Linked DNA regions of Homo sapiens: all the other regions are linked to region 1. A link is an interaction called in ENCODE POLR2A ChIA-PET data of the cell type or tissue named here. Cell type or tissue: IMR-90. All regions are shown on one strand.

The links. Peaks named below come from ENCODE experiments on the same cell type or tissue, not always from the same donor. Only the 100,000 strongest peaks of a DNase experiment are listed, where the experiment ranks them.
Region 2: POLR2A ChIA-PET joins it to region 1 with 7 read pairs; 1 of 35 experiments calls an interaction of 5 or more read pairs at or near these places.
Region 3: POLR2A ChIA-PET joins it to region 1 with 5 read pairs; 1 of 35 experiments calls an interaction of 5 or more read pairs at or near these places.

What each region holds. Positions count from the first base shown.
Region 1 is chr4:187,214,411-187,222,410 of GRCh38, reverse strand. No RefSeq gene overlaps it. Among named protein-coding and RNA genes, the nearest start is that of LINC02374, 16 kb to the right of the region's middle. In IMR-90, no CTCF peak of the experiment used is centred here; a DNase peak (open chromatin) is centred at 3,380; H3K4me3 peaks cover 365 bases; H3K27ac peaks cover 556 bases.
Region 2 is chr4:186,820,303-186,828,302 of GRCh38, reverse strand. No RefSeq gene overlaps it. Among named protein-coding and RNA genes, the nearest start is that of FAT1, 100 kb to the right of the region's middle. In IMR-90, no CTCF peak of the experiment used is centred here; DNase peaks (open chromatin) are centred at 4,062 and 7,802; H3K27ac peaks cover 617 bases.
Region 3 is chr4:186,785,217-186,793,216 of GRCh38, reverse strand. No RefSeq gene overlaps it. Among named protein-coding and RNA genes, the nearest start is that of FAT1, 65 kb to the right of the region's middle. In IMR-90, no CTCF peak of the experiment used is centred here; DNase peaks (open chromatin) are centred at 16 and 3,316; H3K27ac peaks cover 1,905 bases.

The DNA of each region.
Region 1 (8,000 bases):
GTAGATGGAAGCATAAATATTACCATGAATTGCAAAAGTCAAAATAAAAATGTATGTTTCAACACATTAAAAGTATAAAATACACAAACATGAATACTAGCAAAAATTAAAATAGAAATTTATAGGATGCAAATACCTTTTCTTTTCATGTGCACAAGTATTTTGTTTTTCTACAAAGTTTCATAAGTATCTAATGCAATAGATAATTAAAATTCCCTGACACACTCTTTATCAATAGAAGAGACTTAACGTTATGCGGGGAAGGGTTATCTTTACTTGCTGGTGTTGAGGAGCCCAGAATCAGCTCCCCATCACCTTCGTGTATCCATTTCCCTGTGGATGGCAATTGCTCAGAGTAATATTGACCTCTTGTCTTCCTGAGATCCCAATCTAAAATCTAGGGGAATAAGATCATAAGACACATTTCAGCATTTCCTTAATGAAGGATTTTTCATTAATCATGACAATTGTTATTAAAACAACTAATGACACTGAACATGGAAAACTGTCCACTATGGCCCAGATTTGGGGTAACACCCGGCTAACTTCTCTGGATGCTGTCCCCTTGCCTCGGCCATACCTAACTCACCTCCCCACTTAGCTGTTGGTTATTCTTAAGTTCTAAAGGATGGGATGCAGGCTATACTCTAACAAATAAAACTATTTGTTCCTGGTTGGGCTTCTGCCCTCAAATCCTATCTGGTCACCAAATGTTGGTTGAACTGGTTGACTGTGAAAGCCTCAAGCATTCTACTTGTCCTTTCTGTTAAGGCCTAAACCAGAACTGAAGAGACCAGGCCCTTGCATCACAGTACCTGATCCCAATCTGACTTTTCTAAATTCTCTGCTAAGAAAAGGGGCCTCAAAAGCAAACGAAAGGGGAAAAGAATGAATCATTTCAGACATACTTTTTGAATAATTTCATCGCCGAAGACCCGGCACCTCCTGGAGGCGGGGCTAAAATGGAGCACTGTGCAGTAAACTTGCAAGCTATGTTGTCAGCAGGTCAGGATTCTCCCTGCAGCTGGATTCGTTGGCAAAATATAGTCAACATTTGTCAGTCTGAAAATTATTTTCCAATAATTGTATAATAATATCTAGTGAGTAGTCTAGCAGCATCTCTAAGTTTTTTTTCCTAAGTATTTTATCTTCACCGTTTTTTTTTTTCTTTTTTGAGACAGAGTCTCACTCTGTCACCCAGGCTGCAGTTCCGTGGCGTCATCTCGGCTCACTGCAACTTCCGCCTCCCGGGTTCAAGCAATTCTCCTGCCTCAGCCTCCCGAGTAGCTGGGATTACAGACGCCCACCACCATGCCCGGCTACTTTTTTGTATTTTTAGTAGAGATGGGTTTCACCATGTTGGCCAGGCTGGTCTTGAACTCCTGACCTCAAGTGATCCGCCTGCCTTGGCCTCCCAAACTGCTGGGATACCAGGCGTGAGCCACCACACCTGGCCCATCCTTTTCTTGAACACAACAATTTTAAAGAGACTCTCACAGTGTCTTAACATACTTCAATTTATTAAGACATTTCTATTCTTAAATAGGAGAGGAAGGTAAAAATCAATTTGTGGAATATCTGATTGGGGACTGCATTAAGAGGAAAACTTTAAAATTCTTGTGCAAATAACATTTGCATAAAATTTTTAAAAATATTGTCACTTTTTTCAGACCATTATATTGTTCAGCTGCATAGTTTTTGTTACAACATAAAAATTAGTCAAAGCGGAGAGAAAGCTTAGAACTTGGAATGTAAGTTATGACTTTGTACTGAGAGTTTCTAAGAGAAATTAATTATGTCTCTCTTAATAGAGGGATAATAAGTCTACAGAAGATAGAGAGAAAGGGCTGTAAAATTTTTGATACTTGAGTAAGGTACCTTAATTCCCAAATGAGGAGCCAGTGACAAGTGCCATAAAATCATGGATAACCCAGTAATGATTTGGTGTGAGCTGGCTTTACTCAAGAAGGAGCAAATCAACATGAATAATAATTGAAGATTAGGGGAAATGTATTTAATCACACTTAACATAAAAAAAAATTTTGATCTAAATTATATATTATTCATTTAAATGTGCATTATTTAAATGTACTGGATAGTGATTCTAGTAGACACTAAATATAGTTCTTTCAAGTTTTTTTGTGTCTTAAAAGAGCAGAAAAAGGACATTGGTTTAAATCTCTCAGTTAATCATGCTTTTAGGAGGTCTGGATGTTAATATGAGAATAGCCCAGCTATATCCTTACACTTGGTAGAAAAATATGGAAATTTGAACTATAATTCCCAAAAGATTTAAAAAAGTCCTTGAGATGTAGCCAGCAAAGTACACAAAGATATTTTTTAATGGTCACTAATTTTGTAATTCAATAAAGCACACATTATATCCTCATAACATAAAAGTACTTTACTGATGACATAAGCCATCTTTTTCAAGAAGTTATCTAAGATTCTTAATATCCCTTCTTTACAATATATATTTCATCTTCAGATTTTTTTTCTAAACAAAGTGCAGTGTATCTTAGAGTCTACAGAAAACACACTGGTATACAGTTTTCAAATCTGCACAAGAAACTGCAGGCAAACTAAAGTTCTAAGCTAATGAAATGCCTAGATACAGTCATTTGTTAAACTTTCAAAACAAAAATGCAAAAACAAATCGTAGCTATGCTTCAAAGCAATTAAATTACAAATGTTGTCCTGTTAATTTGTAGGAGTTTTTTGGGAATGTGGAGGTAGTTGGGTAGAAAAATTATTATTAGAACATTTGCTTTTGTTAACAGTATTTCTCTTTTATTCTGTTATATAGTGGATGATATACACAGTGGCAAAACAAAAGTAAATTGCTTAAAATATGTAATGAAAAATGTCACTATATCTTCCCATTTAACATTGTTTTTGTATATTGGGTGTAGATTTCTGACATCAAAACTTGGATCCTTAGAAAACAAAAGTTTTAATTAAAAAAATCCTTATGACTTACAATTTGCACAATAGTTCTTTTGTTGTACTTTATATCTTATTTACAATAAAGAATTTCCTTTGGTTAAAAAAAAAAAAGATATTTTTTAAATGTCAGTGTAAATACATCCAAACTGTCTTTATAGATTTCCAGCAAGATCCGTTTACAGTTTAAATAATAGTGTCCTTTCCAAAAATCTGTTATAACTTCTGAAGTTTGTAAATACATTTCAAAGTTGTACTGAACTGCTCACAAAGGACTAATTAATTACCGAGAACATGGTCTTTACGGCCAAGCTACTCCGCGTTCATCTCGCGGCAGCCACTTGCCACTTGGTAACTCTAGACAACTACGGGAAGCCCACAAATACTAGCCGTTGTGACGATCATCCTTTATCTTGAAAGCGGAGCTTCAGTCAGTCATATTTCACACTGTATGTCAGGGTGGATGGAGAAAGCTGACTGCATTCTTGAGCTTTTCCATCTCCGTTGTTTTCTTTACTGCGGCCAGAGATAAGTCGGAAATATGTTCCCTATGATTTTGAATTTACATTTTTAAGACTCTGTTTATTGGCCGGGCGCGGTGGCTCATGCCTGTAAACCCAGCACTTTGGGAGGCCGAGGTGGGCGGATCACTTGAGATCAGGAGTTCCAGACCAGCCTGGCCAACATGGTGAAATCCTGCCTTTACTAAAAATACAAAAATCTTAGCTGGGCATCCTGGTGCGCGCCTGTAGTCCCAGCTACTTGGGAGGCTGAGGCTCAAGAATCGCTTGAACCTGGGAGGCGGAGGTTGCAGTGAGCCGAGGTCGCGCCACTGCACTCCAGCCTGGGTGACAGAGTGAGACTGCGTCTCAGACAAACAAGACTGTTTATTATTGCCAAAGAGGAATTGGTCTCATTGTTTGCTCCCACGCGTGGCCATTCCCTACGTCTCCCAGCAGCTCTCACCTGTCATGTGCTCTACGTTTAGTTCAACACATGCTGATTCCATGAGCTGCATCTGGAGTTCCAGTGTTAGAATAGGGGCCTTTTTTTTTTTCAGAGAGCAGATAACCAGCAATAACTTAATTTGCCTAATGATGTTCCATGTTCTTAAAGAAGAATCTATTTTCCCTCAGCCTATCACATGTGTCCAACACTAAAAGTGAGCTAATTTTAGAGGACAGAATCTCCTACTTAGGTAATCAGTACATCTATTCTCACGTCTTATTTCTGTTTCTATATTTTTCTTAAGTATTTTCATGTCAACTGCTAACTGTTTGATTTATAAAATTGCAATTTCTGCCAAGAAAATACCAAAGTCATTCCTTATGAACTTTTAGAGGTTGGGTCTGTTTGTAGGTGAATTACGAAAATATTATTTTCAGGTTCATATTGAAATTTAGGTTCTGTGGAATCTTAGTAATAAAAATTATTTACCCTCATAACCTGCACAGAGAACTAAGTACCTATTTTTTTTAAAAAAATTTAGATCTACTTTATTTGACAAAAATTATGCATTTATTAGTTTCATCAGTAATGGTAATTGAGTATATTTGGAATATTTTATTCTATCTGTAGACCCAGACATTTTTAATCTAATTTCATTCATTCTAGTTAATAACAATCAAGTCTTAAGCATATTTCTTAAATTCTCTCCCTTTATGTTCTTAGTCTGTGTATTGAATAAAATAATGTGAAATGTCATAGAACTGTTATGATGATTCACTGAAAAGCTTTGCTCGTTCAATGCTAGTTCCCTCAAATCGAACATTTTAAAACTATTTTCTATAATTAAAATCTTTTTGAACTAATTATAGATTCACATGCAATTGCATGAAATGATACACAAGTTTTGTTATACCTTTAACCAATTTTCCTCAATAGTAACATTTTGCAAAACAATAGTACACTATTATAGCTAGGATGTGAAATTCATACAACCCACAGATCTTGTTCAAATTTCCGATTTTGTTTGCACTTCTTTGTGTATGTATTCACATTTTTATTTTAAAATAATTTTAAACTTACAAAATTTAAAATAATAGTACAAGAAGTTCTTTCTTTTTAAAATCATTTTAAATTAAGTTGCAACCTTATGCCCCATCACCTCCCAAATATGTTAGTATAAATTTCTAATAAATGAGGACATCGTTCTACATAACCATAATATAACCACCAAAATCAGGAAGTCAAATGGGTATATTACTACCATCTAATCCATATAGTTGATTCAAGCTTCACCATTTTTCCAATAGAAAGAATCCAGTTATATTAATATTCAGTTGTTGATATGGTTTGGCTGTGTCCCCATCCAAATCTCATCTCAAATTGTAATCCCTTTGTGTCAGGACCTGGCGGGAGATGTTTGGATCATGGGGCAGTTTCCCTCATGCTGTTCTCGTGATAGGAGGGAGTTCTCATGAGATCTGAAGCTTTAAAAGTGTGGCAGATCCTCCCTCACTCTCTCTTTCCTGCTGTCATGTGATGAAGGCATCTGCTTCCCCTTCCCCCTCCGCCATGATTGTAAGTCTCTTGAGGCCTCCCCAGCCATGCAGAACTGTGAGTCAATTCAACCTCTTTTCTTTATAAATCACCCAGTCTCAGGGAGTTTTTTATAGCCATGTACAATCGGACTAATACAGTTGTCATGTCTGTTTAGTTACCCTCAGGCTGGATTCATGCCTTCTCCCTCTTTACCTGACTGGTGTGTAAACTTGAAACTTTTGAAAATTAGAGGCTAGGTATTTTGTACTGTGTCCTCCTATTTAGGTTTATGTGATTTTTCTTCATGTCCAGATGCAAGTTGAGCATTTTGAGCAGAAATATCAGAGCAGTGATTCCATGTTTTCCTCATTGTGTCCCCTCAGGTTGCAAACAAATGCACTTTGTCCCATTACTGGTGATATTAAACATGAGCACTGGATTAAGGTCATATCTTCCAGGTTCCCTCATAGTAAATCTATTCTCTTCTACCTTTGGAATTGGAAGTATTTTGTGCAGAGGTACCTTGAGACTATCCAAGTAGTTTGTACCTCATCTAACTTTCACCCACATGTTTTACATGCCTTGATGTTTTTGCTGAATTGCTTAAATCAGAGATAAAAGGAAAATATTTTACCTCTCTCATTCATTCATTCATATCTGCATAGACTCATGGATTCCCATCTTATTCAACTGGTTATAATCTGTCACTGTCATTACTTATTTGACAATCAAATGATCCCAGATTTGACAATGTCTTCTCAACATAGTTTTATAATTTCGGGACCATTTTCTTATCTTCCCATACAAAAAGGTGTTTCTGGCCCATCTGTACCTTCCGTTCCCCAGCTCAGGATTCAGCGAGCTCTCCAAGGAGCCATGAGTCCTCTCAGTGGAGAATGGCATTTACAGACCACGGAAAAGATGTGCCGACTGCTCTTGAGGTGTCACTTCTCTCTGACTCTCAGAGGACAGAACTAGGAAACAGATGAATTATATTGCATGTAATTATAGTATCTGTTTATCTCTCTATTGAAATCCACACGATATTTCCATTTCCAGTCCAACATTAACGGGTTCATCCCAGTTTTCTCCTTTTCCATATTGGTGATTCTCGGCACCAGAGTACCAATAAAGGTACTCAACGCCTGTCAAAGCCATCATCTCCCTCAGCACCCTCCGTGGGCATCACCCCGTCACACCCTTTGTGGATGCCGTCTTTCCTCTCCCAATCACCAACAGCCCACGCTGCACCCCTGCCACCCTTACCCTGCCAGGCATCGTTCCCACGGTCCACAGCGGCTGGCAGTGTGACTCCACCATGCACCTAACTCAGACTCTGCCTCCCGCTGCGCAGATGACACCCTCGCCTGAGGGCTGCTCAGCTAAAATAATAATAAGAAAGGGATGGAGGCCGGGCGCGGTGGCTCACGCCTGCAATCTCAGCGCTGTAGGAGGCCGAGGTGGGTGGATCACAAGGTCAGGAGTTCGAGACCAGCCTGGCCAAAATGGTGAAACCCTATGTCTACTAAAAATACAAAAATTAGCCGGGCACGGTGGCAGGTGCCTGTAATCCCAGCTACTCTGAGGCTGAGGCAGGAGAATCGCTCAAACTTGGGAGGCGGAGGTTGCAGTGAGCCAATATGGTGCCACTGCACTCTAGCCTGGGCGACAGAGCAAGACTCCATCTCAGAAAAAAAAAAAAAAAAGAAAGAAAGAAAGAGATGGAGAGGAGGAGAAGGAGGAAGGGGGAGAGAAAGGAAATGAAGGAAATAAGGAAGAAAGAAAGGATTTTGTTTTAAACCAAGGAATATATTTATCTCCATAGAGATACGGTATGATTCTTCTCTTTCTAAGGGAATGTGCTTGTGTCAGGGAAAAAATGTAGGAAATGAAAAAGTTAATTCAGAATATTTAAAATAGGCCAAGAATCATCCCCTGAAAGAGTACAGAGCTATGCGAATTTGATTTTAATTCTCCGTAGCTGACGGCTTTGTGTTTTCTGTATTCTCACATGTGGTGGTACCCAGCACCCCCACAGCCTGTCTCCCATGTGGTGGCACCTGAACCCCCACAGCCTCTCTCACATGTGATGACACTGTCACCCCCACAGCCTCTCTCACATGTGATGACACCTGAACCCCCACAGCCTCTCACACATGTGATGACACTGTCACCCCCACAGCCTCTCTCACATGTGATGACACTGTCACCCCCACAGCCTCTCTCACATGTGATGACACTGTCACCCCCACAGCCTGTCTCCCATGTGGTGGCACCTGAACCCCCACAGCCTCTCTCACATGTGATGACACTGTCACCCCCACAGCCTCTCTCACATGTGATGACACTGTCACCCCCACAGCCTCTCTCACATGTGATGACACCTGAACCCCCACAGCCTCTCACACATGTGATGACACTGTCACCCCCACAGCCTCTCTCACATGTGATGACACTGTCACCCCCACAGCCTCTCTCACATGTGATGACACTGTCACCCCCACAGCCTCTCTCACATGTGATGACACTGTCACCCCCACAGCCTCTCTCACATGTGATGACACTGTCACCCC
Region 2 (8,000 bases), 390 kb after region 1:
TATAATAATACAATAAGATTATAGATAATATAGGTAATAGAATATAGATAATACAGATAATGACGGTAGATAATGCCCTATACATACTGCCTTGCATACAGTAAGCATTCAATAAATATTAACTCAATGTTATTTTCATTATCATTATAAAATGGTAGCACTGAAATTCAAACTTGGCTCTTTCTGACTCCAAATGCTATGTTTCTACCTATGCGACACTTAGGTTAAGGGTAAACAAGACATAAAACCCATTTCACATTTATATTATTCCTTCTCTGCTTATCTTTTTTAAAAGACAATCTTTGTTTGAAGGGCAATAGAAGTTCAAGATATTACTGATAAATATGAAAGGTGCTAACCAAAATTCTGTATATTCAATCAGTACTCCATATAATGACATACGAACAAGTTGAAATAAGCAACTATCATTTCCAGCCCAATGTGTTTTGTGCTTTGTTATATTAATATATAGTCTTTGACATGAAACTATTAGGAATGTCGATACGACATATTCAAGACTCCTAGATGTCCATTCTACAAGCCATTTGAGTTTTTTCTCAGTGACTAATACGAGGCATATTAGTAGGCAATGCACGGGCTGAATGAGACATAAAAGTGTGCTTTCGGTGGTCATCTTAAGAAGTGTCACAGGCAGCAAAACGTTGTTTATTTTGAATTTCTCTGGCTGGGTACTAACCACTGAGCCATTATTTATCAAAGACATGAAACTGGGAATCTGTGATGCCCACACCAGCTGTGACATCACAAGCTAAAACTCCCTGAGCCTGAGCAGCATTCTCTTGTCCTCACCCTGCGTGCAGCTGGCCTCCATCCCAACAGCAGCCCTTCTCCACGGCACCCGCTTCACAGGCCCTGCTCTCCTTCTGCAGAGACGCCCACCAGCCCCCGATTCCGTAAACACTCCCAACAGCTTCTGTACTCATGTGTCTTTTCCCCCAGCTCCATTAGGGGCAGGTGCAGCCTGCTTGCCTGATGTCCATCTTTTAGTTTAACACAGAGGTATTGTTTCAGACTTGCTAATGTATGGGGAACACATGCAGTTCAATACATTTGCCAAACAGATTACAGCTTGCTTCAGTTTGGTGTGTGTGTGTATATAATTTTTTTTTCAAATACTGACCCACTTGCACTCTCGAATTTCTATTTTTGGCTTCAGTTTTTTTATAATGGTATGAGAAAATCTTACTACTCATCCGTAAGCATTTCAGAGCCCATGTGTAAGCAGTGTTACCATAGACCATTGCCAGATGACAGGCAGAGGCTTCCTCGGGCACCAGGAGGACAGTGCGGCCTCTAGCAACTCCCTGCATAGGCGAGTTTTAGAAAACATTTTTATTCCATTGTGCGCATTTTAGAAACTTCCTTTATCCAGGAGTGGATTTATCTTTTTATCTGTGAATGAGAAGGCAGAGGAGGTGGTGACAATGAAGAGAGCAAATGTCTAAATGACCAGCCCAGTCATTTCTAAAATTGGGTGTAAAATCTCCCAGATTCTATTAATTTTTTTTCTAAGAGGTGACTTCTTCAATGTCCTAGATTGTGTGTATGTGTGTGTCATCCTAGCCCCTGCTTTGCCAATATTCTCACATGTCTTTATCTCCTGATCCAAACCTCATTTCCAGATGAAACTAATACCATAGGGATTAAAGTGAAAATGCAAGTGAGAATCCACAATACTTTACCAAATGCATAATGATTTTCAGGCAATATATATTTATAATGCCTTATGGTTTGAAGGCAATAAAATAGATGACCATGTTTATGCCTCAGACTCGTCCTCTGAGCAGTATCCTCACTTAGAGCAGACAAGACTGAAGCTCATGAAGAAACTTGCCCAGAGTTATGTAGACAGCATCAGGTAGAATTATATATCACTGACAATATTCAACCATTCTGAGCTGCAATTTCATATAGTTCCACCTGGTAAGGATCCAGAGCTCTCATATTTCCATGCTTGGATTCTTACTATATGTTATCTTTTAAATGCCATAATAAAGGTAATGATTAGATCATTGCTATAAAGCACTTAAAAATAATATTTCTGGCAACTTGTTACCTGCCTCAGCCTTAAAATGAACTTGATTACATGGCCATAAGTTAAAAAGCTTTACACACTAGCCAAGGTAAACAGTGAGGGACAAGAAGGTAAAACAAAACGTTATAGAAGTATGTAGGCTTCATTAAACAGCACAAAACTCTGAGTTTCAGTACGATGGAAGCAGAAATTTCATGAGTCACTCTCTCAAAGAAATAACAGCAAAATAATGGAACTGAAGCCCCCAGATCTGTGAGTGGAATGTTTGTTTTGTGCAGGAAAAAAAGGTAGTTACCGAGTTTCTAAAAATTGGGTTTATTAATTCTTTTTATATGAGTCTTTCACTATATGCCCTTTACAACTTTAGTAGTTTAAAAAAATTATTTTTACTTAAATTCCTGAGATATTTCATTGTTCTATGACTGTATTACTATAATCATTTGTTTATCATTCATGTATCAACTTGATAAATAGGAACACACACATACACACACTGGAAAAAGTGCTTACAATTTGTAAATGAGAAACATAAATCTGGTAATACAGCCTAGGCTACTGTGATGATGGTTACATTTCAACTCAAATTGTATCACCACCATTTCCCAAAGTAAAAAACAGTATCTTTTTATAGACACTGCAAAATAATGGTTTTAAGTACTATAAAATGCTAAATTATAATAATAGAAGATATTACTTCACATGAACAAATAAGAGAACATTTATGACTCAATTTATTAGTTTATAACTCTTAAACAATTTAATTATTAATTTATTAATTAATTATTAGATAAAGGAGATAAAATTCAATGGGATCCTAAGGCTATTGTTAAAATCACTTTGCTAATTTCGAACATGAAAGACAAAGTTAGGAAATAGCTAGTCTAGCCCCACTCCCATTTTGCAGATGAGATAACTGACCATTAGAACACAGATCAAAAGGATTTTACCAGTTCAAAAGTTTACCACATTCTTTGAACTCAATTCTTATCTTCCAGCTTCCTGTATTATCAGCCTCTACCATAATCGGAATTTGTACCAACTGAATCGATAGTAATGAGCAAAACTGAATGATTGTGACTCACTTTCTCACTTTTTCTTCCTTCTTCCCCTAAAAATATAGGGAGAAAGAACCTTGGGGGAAGACTTCTGTATCTCACAGTATTGCAGCAAGAGGTCTAAAACTTCCTGTCATAAAACACGTAAGAGCGGTAGATGAAATATTAGCACCACTCTTATGAATGAATGATTGAACTTGGAAAAAAATAAGGAAAATAAAAAAATTTTTAAATCTTTTAAGATCAGAAACAAAGTCAAAAGCCAGAGTCCTGGGAGGTAAACAGCATTTAAGCCAACAGTCGACCTGGGTGTGTCCACCAATTTCAGGTGACCTTGAATTTTGGTTTTATGTCTGTACAAGGTCTGAGATCCCTGCATAAAACCAGGACTCAAGAAAGCTATAGCATTAATGACAGGGTGAGACAGGTGATGGATAGAACGCCACTCGGTAAAGCTAGACGGCAGTAAACCTATACTATCCCACCTTGGTTCCAGGAGGAAAGAAAGAATATCCCCTCAAAGTACACAGCCAGAGAATTCAGATGGGTCTGAGAATTTATGTGGGCTTGGAGCCTGAAGTATTATTAATATTGAATCCCCAAAGACCACAAGTTAATTTAATTTCAATTTTGATTGAACAATACACACATACAGAAAGGGGCACAAAATAATAGCGAACAAGTTGATGAATTTTCACAAACTGAATACCCCAATATCAATAAACAAACATTAGCAACATACTGGAAGCCCTTTGGGTAGCCCCTTCTAACCACTCTACTCCTTAAAGGGGAACCAGTATCCTGATTTTGCACAACAAAGGTTTTATTTTTGCTAGTTTAAGAACTTGATCTCAATGAAGTCATGCAATATTTACTCTCTTGCATCTGGCTTCTTTCTCAACATTACATTCGTTTAATTCATCCAAATTCCTGTGTGTAGTAGATGCTCTTTCATTCTCATTGCTATACAGTCTTCTACTGAGTATTTGTACCATCATTTCTCTGACTACCCTCGTTGTTGCTGGGTCTTGGCCAGCTTCCAGTGCAGGGCTATTGTGATCTAGGCAGCCATGACTTGGGTAAGCATATGTGTGCCTATCTATCTCTTCCACTTTCAAGAGAGACTGCTGGGTCGTAGGAGATGCATATGCAGCTTTGCTAGTTGGTTCCCATCTGTCTCATTTTACCACTTCTGGTAATCAACCGATATTTTAAATTTAAACAGTAATCCTGCTTGACAGTGCATCCAGATATCTGGCAGAAGCAAATCAAATTCTTCCTAGAGAAACATGCTCTCAACTCAAGCAAATAATCAGAAGAAATCTTGTATAACTATTTTTATATCAAAGTATTTTATAAGGCAAAAAGCATTTTCAGAGAAAAGGAGGATCTCTTTATTATGCCAGAAGCACTGGTGTGCTGGTGAATTGGTGCTCTGAAGGGTGGAGGGAAAGAGCCTTGATTTGTGACACTTGCTGATTTCCATGGTGTACACACTACCACCGGGGGCAATTTCCAGCTTCGGACGTGAAATCTCTAGACACAGAGTTGGGAACAGACGTGCAATCAGCCCTTTCAAGCCAGTGTATGCTGGCCCCACATCACAGCTGCTGGAGACTTCAATCAACCAGCAGCCTATAGCTTCCCTCATCTACACAGCTAATAGTTTAGCTAAAAAAAAAAAAAAAAAAAAAACTACAAGAAGTGGCAAATTTGCCTTTATAGTGGGACATTTTTAATATACCACTCTCTGTGAAAGTAAAAACAAAATATCAGCAAATATATGGAAGATATCTAATGGACATAGATTCCTTCATCTAACTGAAGAATATGCATTCATTTCAGACACATTTACAAAAATTGGTCCATAAAACAAATTGCAAGGAACTATTGTAACACAAACTATGTTTTCTAACCACAATTCAATAAAGATAGAAACTAGTAACAACCACAAAAGGGACTAAAATTCACAAGCATTTGGAAATTGAGAACTGACAGAATATCTTCTGAATGACAGCTCCCATTTCTTGAGAACAAAGTTTACTAAATTCCTCCCCTAAAAAATTTGGTTGCACTGATTTGTTTGTATTATCAGCTATAAAGTTACCGTGTGGCAGAAGCTTAATACTGATCTGCCTGTAATTTCTATATGTTCTAATGGTTCTTACTGTAGAAATTCATGTATTTAAAATATAGGAATATTTTTCCAAACCAAATGCAAATTAGCATTTTGAGCTGGGAGTCTTGACATTGTTTTTAGAAAAGAGAGTAAGAAAAGGCAAGCAACCTTAAGTAAAAGAGGCTGCTCTATCTCAGCCAATCACATGCATTTCCTCCTTCACCAACCTCCCCATTATTGTAATTTTCCCCAAGTTGTTCAGATATAGCTCTATTTTCTTTAATGTTCTTTATTCATTGTCTTACCTCCATAGACCTTCTTAAAAAATTAAACTGCAGAGTTAAGCTCTAGTCAACAGAGGTGACTCCCATCCTTAAACACTGTAAAAATGAAATTACTATTTTCTGTAAATATATCCACCTTTTTTCAATAGTTATTCAGTCACTGCAGCCTGCAAGGTCAATTATTTCCATTCACTCATTTCCTTCACAAATATTTAATGATATAAACTATGTGTTGGATACATCTAGCTGTAAAAATACAATGGCCAGAAAGATATACACTGTCCCAGTTATCATAGAGCTTACTTCGTAGCAAAGACACCCACGATGTGTATTTACTCTTTGATCCCATTTTCTGACATGCAGCTCCTAAAATTCTTAGAATCTCCAAAGTGATGTGAGGGCTGGCAGCCCCCAGGTAGCTTCAGGATGGGGCTGGTCACCAGAAAGACCACAGCCTGATTAGAGGGGGGGACTTTCAGCCCCACCCCCCAATCTCCAGGGAGGGGAGAGGGGCCCAAGGTAGATCACCAATGGCCAATGATTTAATCTGTCATGCCTACTCAATGAAGTCTCCACAAAACCACCGAAAGGACAGGGTTCAGGGAGCTCCCAGATAGCTGAATAACATGGAGATTCCTGGAGAGTAACAGGCCAGTGTGGGTGGGGGGCACGAACGCTCCAGCCCCTTTCCCCATACCGCGTTCTATGCATCTTTTCATCTGTATTCTTTGTAATATCCTTTATAGTAACCAGTAAACGTATTTCCCTGCGTTCTGTGAGCAGCCCTAGCAAATTAATTGCACCACAGGATGGGGTCGTGGGAATTCTGATTTATAGCCAGGGTGGGGGGCTGGGGGGCTCAGAAGTACAAGGAAAACCACTTGCACTTACTGATTGGCGTCTGAAGTCAGGGGCGGTCTTGTGGCACGGATCCTTCACTTTATGGGGTCTGAGGCTGTCTCCAGGTGGACAGCATTGGAACTGAGTTGAATCAGGGGACACTTAGCAGATGTCTGCCACTTCATGTGTGGGGAGAAACCCTTTCGTGTGTGGGAGAAACCCTTTCGTGTGTGGGGAGACACCCTTTCGTGTGTGGGAGAAACACTTTCGTGTGTGGGGAGATACCCTTTCGTGTGTGGGAGAAACCCTTTCGTGTGTGGGGAGACACCCTTTCGTGTGTGGGAGAAACCCTTTCGTGTGTGGGAGACACCCTTTCGTGTGTGGGGAGACACCCTCTCGTGTGTGGGGAGACACCCTTTCGTGTGTGGGGAGACACCCTCTCGTGTGTGGGGAGACACCCTTTCGTGTGTGGGAGACACCCTTTCGTGTGTGGGGAGACACCCTTTCGTGTGTGGGAGAAACCCTTTCGTGTGTGGGAGACACCCTTTCGTGTGTGGGAGACACCCTTTCGTGTGTGGGCAGATACCCTTTCGTGTGTGGGGAGACACCCTTTCGTGTGTGGGAGAAACACTTTCGTGTGTGGGGAGACACCCTTTCGTGTGTGGGGAGATACCCTTTCGTGTGTGGGAGACACTCTCACACATTTAGTCTCATAAGTCTTCTGTGTTGATGATTGTTGTTGAATAACAGGATAGAAAAAGCGCTTTGAGTTTTAGTGTGTTTTTTTTTCCACATAACATTTTATACATGTGTTAAGTAAATTCAACTCAATGTGACAAATCTGTTCATAAATTTTACTTCTTTTCATGAAAAATTACAATATAGGAAAATGGCACATGCCCAAATCTGTATTTACCAAAAATGAACAAACTGCCTTTGTATAGGAATAACTGATAGCCTTTTGGTTTCATAATATATAATCACACTGAATAAAGCTGGAAATCTTTACTTGCTCAGCACAAATGGAGAAAAGGGTCTAACTTTAAAGAACATACAGCAGGCTTTTGAAATATGATCAACGCACTTTATAACTAAAAATGAAGCACCCAGAGAAACAGATGACTCATTCATACTCAAAAATGCATTTTTGTGCCCTTGTGACAGTTGTTATATGGTGATACAATCTTCCCTAGAGAGAACTAGGAGGGTTTTTCCCCCACCCAAAGAGAAAAATCAATTTGCACATACTGGTTATTCAACTGTGACCTATTTGTATAGCATAATTCCCAAGATACTCAATTCACAAATGGGCCCACTTGTTGGATTTGCTGGTTGGAGCCAGTCTTTTAAAAGTTGAAGAAGGAAATCCTCTTGGGGTGTGTATAAAAGGAAGAGAGACAGAATCTAATCCTTCATGGCACACTGGCTGCCTGCCAACCGCTGCAGAGGAATTCAGAAGCACAGAGCCTGGAAGGCAGCCCATCGGGAGGCTGCCTGATGACAGAGAGAGCATCCCATGAGCTGCTGCAGCCCCTCCATCCATGGCCCCCACAAAGCGGGGGCGGCAAGTACCAATTTCCATTTTGACTTCAAGACACCCTGCTTTAAACACTAGGAAAGAGGGAGAGAGATGAAAAATGGTTTGA
Region 3 (8,000 bases), 430 kb after region 1:
CAGAGAGGAGAAACTGAAGAAATCAGCAGAAACCAACAGATGGCAGAGAGGCTGATCCCTGGCTGCCCTCATTGCTTAGTTGCATAAGATACTTCCACCAGCACCATCACAGTTTACAAATGCCATGGCAACAAACCAGAAGTTACCATCCCTTCCATGGCCACCACCAAGAAGTTACCATCCCTTTCCTGGAACATCCTAAATAACCCACTCCTCAATTTGCATTAACCTGCCCCTGAGTTTGCATAGAATTGAAGTGTGTAAAAGTGAGTGTAAATATAGCTGCCAATAGCCCATATGTTGCTGACTCTGGGCCCACTGCCTATGAGTTAGCCCTGCTCCACTAGGAGCAGTACCAGTCAATAAAAGATTGCTAACACTACTGGCATGTCCTTGAATTCTTTCCTGAGCAAAGCCAAGAACCCTCCTGAGCTAAGCCCCTATTTTGGGGCATCAATTCCACGAGTACTTGTGGAGTGCATGTACATGATGAACACTTTTGCACACTGGAGATATGGGAGAGAACAAACTATACAAGATGATCTTCCTCAGGGAGCTTATATTCTAAATATTCTCTAAGTGGATCAATAGCTCAATACTCCAGTGTACCATAGTTAAATACTTCCATACAATCAGGTATTCAGAGTTCATAGCTTCCCGTTGTTACAAATAGCATTAGTAACAATCAAAATGTCTGCCTAGATTTTGAATTTTTTTAGAATGGACATCCAGAAATTGAACTATTGGGTCAAAAGTTTCCGACATTATTTCAAGGAATATATACCTGGTCTTTAAAATAATTCAGTTAGCATCTATCTGTAAAATATAAACATGTAAATGTATATCAAAATGTAGTGAAATAAAGTTTACTGAAAATATTGTTAGTTCATTTTGGAAATTAGATAAAATTATGATTCCTGACACTCTAATTTCTGACCACGTAGAGAATAAATTTAGTCTTTGGTAAAGTATACCTAAGACCTAAGCTAAGCTAATATAGTTCGTTACACTGTCCTCAAAGAATAGCTTTGCACAGCAAAATCTTTTCTGGAGGGTAGAGTTTATGTACAAGTGATGTACTGTGATTGGAGAAAATTGTGTGAATTTCCAATATTCAGATATATGTAAAAGCTTCAAGAAATAATATGTTTCTTGGACACAGTGAGGGGAACAACACACACTGGGGCCAGTTGGAGAGTGGGGAACTAGGGGAGAGAGAACATTAGGACAAATAGCTAACGCATGAGGGGCTTAAAACCTAGATGACAGGTTGTAGGTGCAGCAAACCACCATGGCACACGTATACCTATGTAACAAATCTACACGTTCTGCACTTCTAAAGTAAAATTTAAAAAAAGAAGAAATAATGTGTTTCAAAGCATGAATGACCCATATTAAAAAAATTTTCAGTGTCCTACTTAACCACAGACAACTTAGATTGTGGAATACCACACATTCATGGGTCAGAAAAAAAGAAATTGAACCATGTAGAAATTGAATCACGCCTGTAATTCTAGCACTTTGGGAGGCCGAGGCAGGCAGATCACAAGGTCAGGAGATCGAGACCATCCTGGCTAACGTGGTGAAACCCCGTCTCTACTAAAAATACCAAAAAAAAAAAAAAAAAAAAAGAAAAAAAGAAAAAATTAGCCTGGGGTGGTGGCGGGTGCCTGTAGTCCCAGCTACTCGGGAGGCTGAGGCAGGAGAATGGCGTGAACCCGGGAGGCGGAGCTTGCAGCGAGCCGAGATGGCGCCACTGCAGTCCAGCCTGGGGGACAGAGCGAGACTCCGTCTCAAAAAAGAAAAAAAAAAAAAAGAAAAGTACCATCCGAAGTTGGTTAAGGTGTGGGGAAACAGGAATTCTCATATGCTTCTGGTGAGTGTGCCAATTAGCACAACCTTTCAAAAGGCAGCTACTGATTAGCAACAAGGGTTTGGCATCAGGAAGGCCTGAGTCCCACTTCTGGTTTTCTTACTTACTGGTTATATGACCTTCGTCAATATTTTAAGTCCTTTAAGCCCCTTTATCTTTATTATTATGATTATTTATTAATTTTTGTAGAGACCAGGTCTCGCTGCCCAGGTTACTCTCAAACTCCTGGGCTCAAGCAGCCCTCCTGCCTTGGCCTCCAAAAGTCCTGGGATTCCAGGCATGAGCCACCATGCCCAACGAAGCCTTATTTTCTAACCATCTTTAAAATGGGTATGATGATAACACTCAATCTGAAATGCTGTCATCAAGACTGAGACACAGAGCTCAGTGCACTGTAAGCATTCCTAAGTTTGGTTTTATTATGATCATGATTAAATATTCTGGTTTGCCAATACAAACAAAAGCCTTTAAATTAAACATTAGCTTTTGCCCCAGAAATTCCACTTTTAGGAATTCAGCCTAAAGAAATAATTAAGGACACCCACAATGATTTAACTGCCAGAACATTGTGGAATTCCAGAATCATAATTCTGAACATTGGCTGTGTGTGTTCAGTCCTGGAGCTGGAGCCAGAAGGTACAATGAGACACTGTAGTGACTAGGTCTTACCTGCTGTTCACAGCCTTTCTCTGATTCTAAGTAGAATGAAGAACATTAAATTTCGATTATGAGATTTTATTTGTTTGATGACTTCATGATTTTGATTATGAGAATGATCTGGAATAGCAGACTTGAAATTTAGAAGAAAAACATTTAAAAATAATCTTCTATTTGAAAGTTTTATTGACGCTTTAAGTTTGGGTTTTTTCCTCATCTCCAGTGAAGAAATGCTTTTAACTGACAATAATTAATAACAAGATTAGCCCTAGGAGAGTGTATACTTTGTATAATTTCCTAAACCCCATGTTAAAAATCCACTGGTTTGTTTGTTAAACATGCAGATCCATGTTTTCATCCCAGGCCAGCTAAATCAGAATCCTGGACAGGGGCTTGGAAATCTGTCCTGTTTCAAAGCACCCAGGCTATAGTTTCAGTTCCAGTCCCTGGGAAATGAGGAGCACCAGTCCATCAAGGAGAGCAGTCCAGGTCTTCTCAGGGGGTTGGAAGGTTCAAGGCTGTGGACAGTCATGGCATTATTTGAAAAGAGAAATATAGAAATGAATTATTTATAAAGGAAAATAGAAATAGATTTTTTATTGCACTGTTCTTGCTTTCAAGGATCTATTAGATGACTTGAAATAGTGTCACTTACGCCTGCATCTGTTTCTGCACATGGAGTTTACAGGATTCTAGCAGTGGGTCTTTCTTAAAGAGTTTCATCGACAAAGAATGTTCATATAAGCATTTCATTCTTTGAGGGGCACTTTCTTGTAAACTCTTATATCCCTTACAAAAATCCAGCAGCTGTCCAGCCTAGCTCTGGCAAAGGGTTTCATTTTTCTCTCTCCACTCTCTTCACTGGTGTAAGCCTTACATTTATTGTCAGAGATGAATGCAATTGAAAGATTGGCTTTCAAAAGGCAAATATGGTCCACTCCATGGCAACCATTCTGTAGAGCTGAGGAATCTCTTCCGCATTCTTTCTACATTGTGAATTATTTCTCTTTTAGGTTGTTTAAGATTACAAAAAAAAAGAGTTTAATAATTCATTTTAGCTTTAACATCACTTTCTCAAGCAAGTCAACTTCAAAAAAAAGTCAGAGTAGCCTGTTAGTAACCCAGACTGTCTGATCATAGACCTGTTAACAGAAGGTGGACCTTAGAGACCTGTTAAAAGAAGGCGGACCTTTGCTTTGGTGCCTTCCATAGACAATGCCTTGAAAATCAGGTGTTTAAAGATGACAGTTCAAGAAAGCTCCCGATGGAAGGCAGAGAAAGAGGTAGTAGTTCCAGCAAATATGAAATTTCTTAATTGAACAAAGGTGTAATATGTGCATGGAGGCAACTCATATAATGTTAGATATATGTGTTTTTGTCTATATAGTACGATATGAAAACATATTAATCTATATAATTATTCTGCATATATGTTAAAAAGATTTTACATTAATGACAAAACAATTTTACTTTCAACGAAGTTTTGCTTTTCTTCTATATTCTAATATCCAAAATCCAGGCTAATATGTAAAATCTGAAAGCATGCATTTTTTTAATTCATCTTGGACAACCTGGCACCAACTATCCCAGCCACCCTACCTCATCTCCTGTTTTCCCCAGTCACACCTACCCACCTACACACAAATTGCCCATATGTAAGCAGGTAAAATCTTCTGATGCAATTCTCATTAACTGTAATTCCCTCTCTCCCCTTTCAGCTGTCATATCCAGATCTTAACCTGAGATTCCTCAGCTTTACAAAGGGCATTACGTTTCTGCCCAGTGCCTCCCTCTGTCTCTCACAGTCCAGGCATCCTTGGAGCAGTAGGCCAGCCTCCTAGCCTGGAAGAGTGAGAAGTTCCAGCCAGGGTTCAAAGGAGTAGTAAAACTCCAGGAGAATGTTCTCTGAAGTGTGCATCTGGGAATCTTGGGACAGAGAGATGGCCTGTGGGAGGAAAAGATGAGGAGAGCTAAAGTGGGGAAGCAAGGAGGGGATAGAGCAAAGGGATGGCTGTAAAATGTAGCCACAGCTGGCCATGTGTGCCAAGAGCCTGGCATTAAGCCCCTCAGGCCTGCATGCAGACCACAACCTCTTTAGGCAAATGGGGAGGCTGGGAAGGGACATTTTTTATATGTTCTTACCCAATGCCTTGAGCATTCTTTGAAAGGTAAATTGTTTTCAAAGGCCCCATTGTCCCAATAACCTACTGTTCTCATTTACAAATTTAAAATAAAATAAATATTGGTGTTCCATTACTAAAGAAATTTAAGAAATATTTTTTAACCTGCAAAATTACACTTTGGCATAAGCACATTTTCTATAAAGAGTAAATAACGTGGCCGGGTGCAGTGGCTCATGCCTGTAATCCCAGCAATTTGGGAGGCCAAGGTGGGCAGATCACCTGAAGTCGGGAGTTCGAGACCACCCTGGCCAACATGGTGAAACCCCATTTCTACTAAAAATACAAAAGATAGCCATGGGTGGTGGTGGGTGCCTGTAATCCCAGCTACTCGAGAGGCTGAGGCAGGAGAATCACTTGAACCCGGGAGGCGGAGGTTACAGTGAGCCAAGATCGCGTCATTGCTCTGCAGCCTGGGCAACAAAGTGAGACCCCATCTCCAAAAGAAAAAAAAAGTAAATAACTGTAAATATTGCCTGTCTTAGTTTACTCGAGAGGAATCTCTGTAGCTAACTATTAAATAGGAGCTGCACTAGGGGCAGGGATATCAGGGGAGGTGAAAAAACAGAAAGGACAAGCCAAAGGCGGATGGCACAATTCACTCCAGCAGTTCAGAGAGTTCACAGTCTCAGCGAGGGCCTGCCTGTCTCCTTAGTGATGGAAATGGAAGATAGGCAGAGGCACTTTTGGTATTGAAGATTCTGTATGGCTGGGAACAAAGTGCCTTGACCTGCATTCTGCCTGACATTGCCTAGGCGGGGCCAACTCCTCTGCCCTGCTGGGCCAGTACCACCTGCTGTTTCATGAGATCTGCAACATGCGCACACTCCTTCACATGCAACAAGACACTATTATATGATTCATCTGGAAACTCTATCTCACATCTCTGTCCTGTTTTTGGAGCTGTCTTTTCAACATCTCTCTTCTCCTCCAGCCACCTGAGTATTTTCTCCGTTCAAAATCCAGGAGATCTGTTTTGTGCTTCTCACTCTATCCACTCTCCAGAGACAATCTCATCCATTCCCATAGCTTCACTGATGATCTTTACATCCAAAACATCCTCCCCCAAGTCTTCCTCTTGGAGTTGTCTTGATTTCTAGGCCCTAATGCCCAGCTGTGCACTGGATGACTGCTCTGCCATACCCAGCAGACCCCTCAAACACGATGTCAATAATGGAACTCATCATTGTCCACCCTCCCCAAAGGCTGAGTCCCCCATCTCAGCAAAATGCTATTACTATTGCACTGGGAATTCACCCTGGGCCTTTCATTTCTATTCACCAGACTCATGTTTCTCCTACACACACATCTAAACAATCACTTGGTCCTGTCATTCTGAAGAATTCTACAGTTCTCTATCCCACTGTTTCAAGCCCAGTCCACACTAACATCATCTCTTGCCTCTGTGGAAGATTCTAACTACTGTTTCTATATTATCTTCTGCCCTCGTTAGCCTCCACCCAAAAGATCCAGAACATTCTTTCTGAAAAAGGCAAAACTCAGGTCGGGTGCAGTGGCTCATGACTGTAATCCCAGCACTTTGGGAAGCCAAGGCAGGTGGATCAGCTGCGGTCAGGAGTTCGAGACCAGCCTGGCCAACATGATGAAACCCCATCTCTACTAAAAATACAGAAATTAGCCGGACTTGGTGGCGCGTGCCTGCAGTCTCAGCTACTCAGGAGGCTGAGGCAGGAGAACTGCTTGAACCCAGGAGGCAGAGGTTACAGTGAACCGAGATTGCACCACTGTACTCCAGCCTAGGTGACAGAGCAAGACTCTGTCTCAAAAAAAAAAAAAAAAAAAAGCAAAACTCAGCAAGCCAATTCCCCTCTATAGTATGTCAACACTTTCTAGTTATTCACGGGTTCAAATACAAAAGTCTTAATATTGCATGAAAGAAAGGCTTTGCCTAGCTTTAGCTGAATGTTGCTATTCTCTCTACCAGCATCATTTTCATTTTTCTTTATTGTTTTTAAGTACCAAGCTCCAACTCACCTCAGTGTTTACTTCTATTCCAGATTGTTCTCTCAGCTTAAACCTAACTTCACCTCAACCCTTGCTTTGGCCTGGCTATTTTTTCTTAGCATTGGTAATAATATCATTTTTAAGAAGTAAACAAGAAAACAGAGCTGTGGTTTGAATGTCTGTGCCCCTCCACATTTCATATGTGGGCACCGAATCCACAATGCAACAGTATTAAGAGGTGGGGCCTTTAGGAGTGATTAGGCCATGAGGCCTCCACTCTCCTGGGTGGGATCAGTGCCTTCAAAAGAGCTGGAGGGAAACAGGTAGCCCTTTCTGCCCTTCCACTTTTTGCCACACGCACAGTTTGTCTTCTCCAGAGGACACAGCAACAAGGCACCATCTTGAAAGCAGAGAAAGCAGCCTTCAGAAGACACCAAATGCTGGCACCTTGAGCCAACACTTCCCTTCCCCAGAACCTGAGAACATCAATTTCTGCTTTTTAAGAATTACCCAGTCTCAGGTGTTTTGTTAGAGCAACCTGAACAGACTAAAACAACAAATAAACAATAAATGACTCAAATAAAAAGTGAGCAAAAGACCTTAATAGACATTTCTCAAAATAAGACATACAAATGGTCAGCAGGTATGTAGAAAGGTGCCCAACATCACAAATCATCAGGGAAATGCAAATCAAAACCACGAGTTATCACCCCATACCTGTCAGAATGGCAGTGATTATTAATAAAAAGATAAGTGGGCTGAGGCGCGGTGGCTCATGCCTGTAATCCCAGCACTTTTGGGAGGCTGAGGCAGGCAGAGGTCAAGAGTTTGAGACCAGCCTGACCAACATGGTGAAACCCCATCTCTACTAAAACTACAAAATTAGCTGGGCATGGTGGCAGGTGCCTGTAGTCCCAGCTACTTAGGAAGCTGAGGTAGCAGAATCACTTGAACCTGGGAGGTGGAGGTTGCAGTGAGCCAAGATTGTGCCATTGTACTCCAGCCTGGGCAACAAGAGTGAAACTCTGTCTCAAAAATAAATAAATAGATAATTGTTGGTGAGGATGTAGAGAAAAGAGAATCCTTGTATTCTGTTGGCATGAATATAAATTAGTAAGTCATTATGGAAAACAGTATGGAAGTCGTTAAGAAATTAAAAATAGAGCTACCATATGATCCGGCCATCCCACTTCTGGAGATATGTTCAAAGGAAATGAGATCAGTGTGCTGAAGAGATAGCTGCACTCCCATGCTCATTGCTGAGTTTCTCATAATAGACAAGATATGGAATTCCAAGACACTGAGGAATCAACGTCAGCATCCAT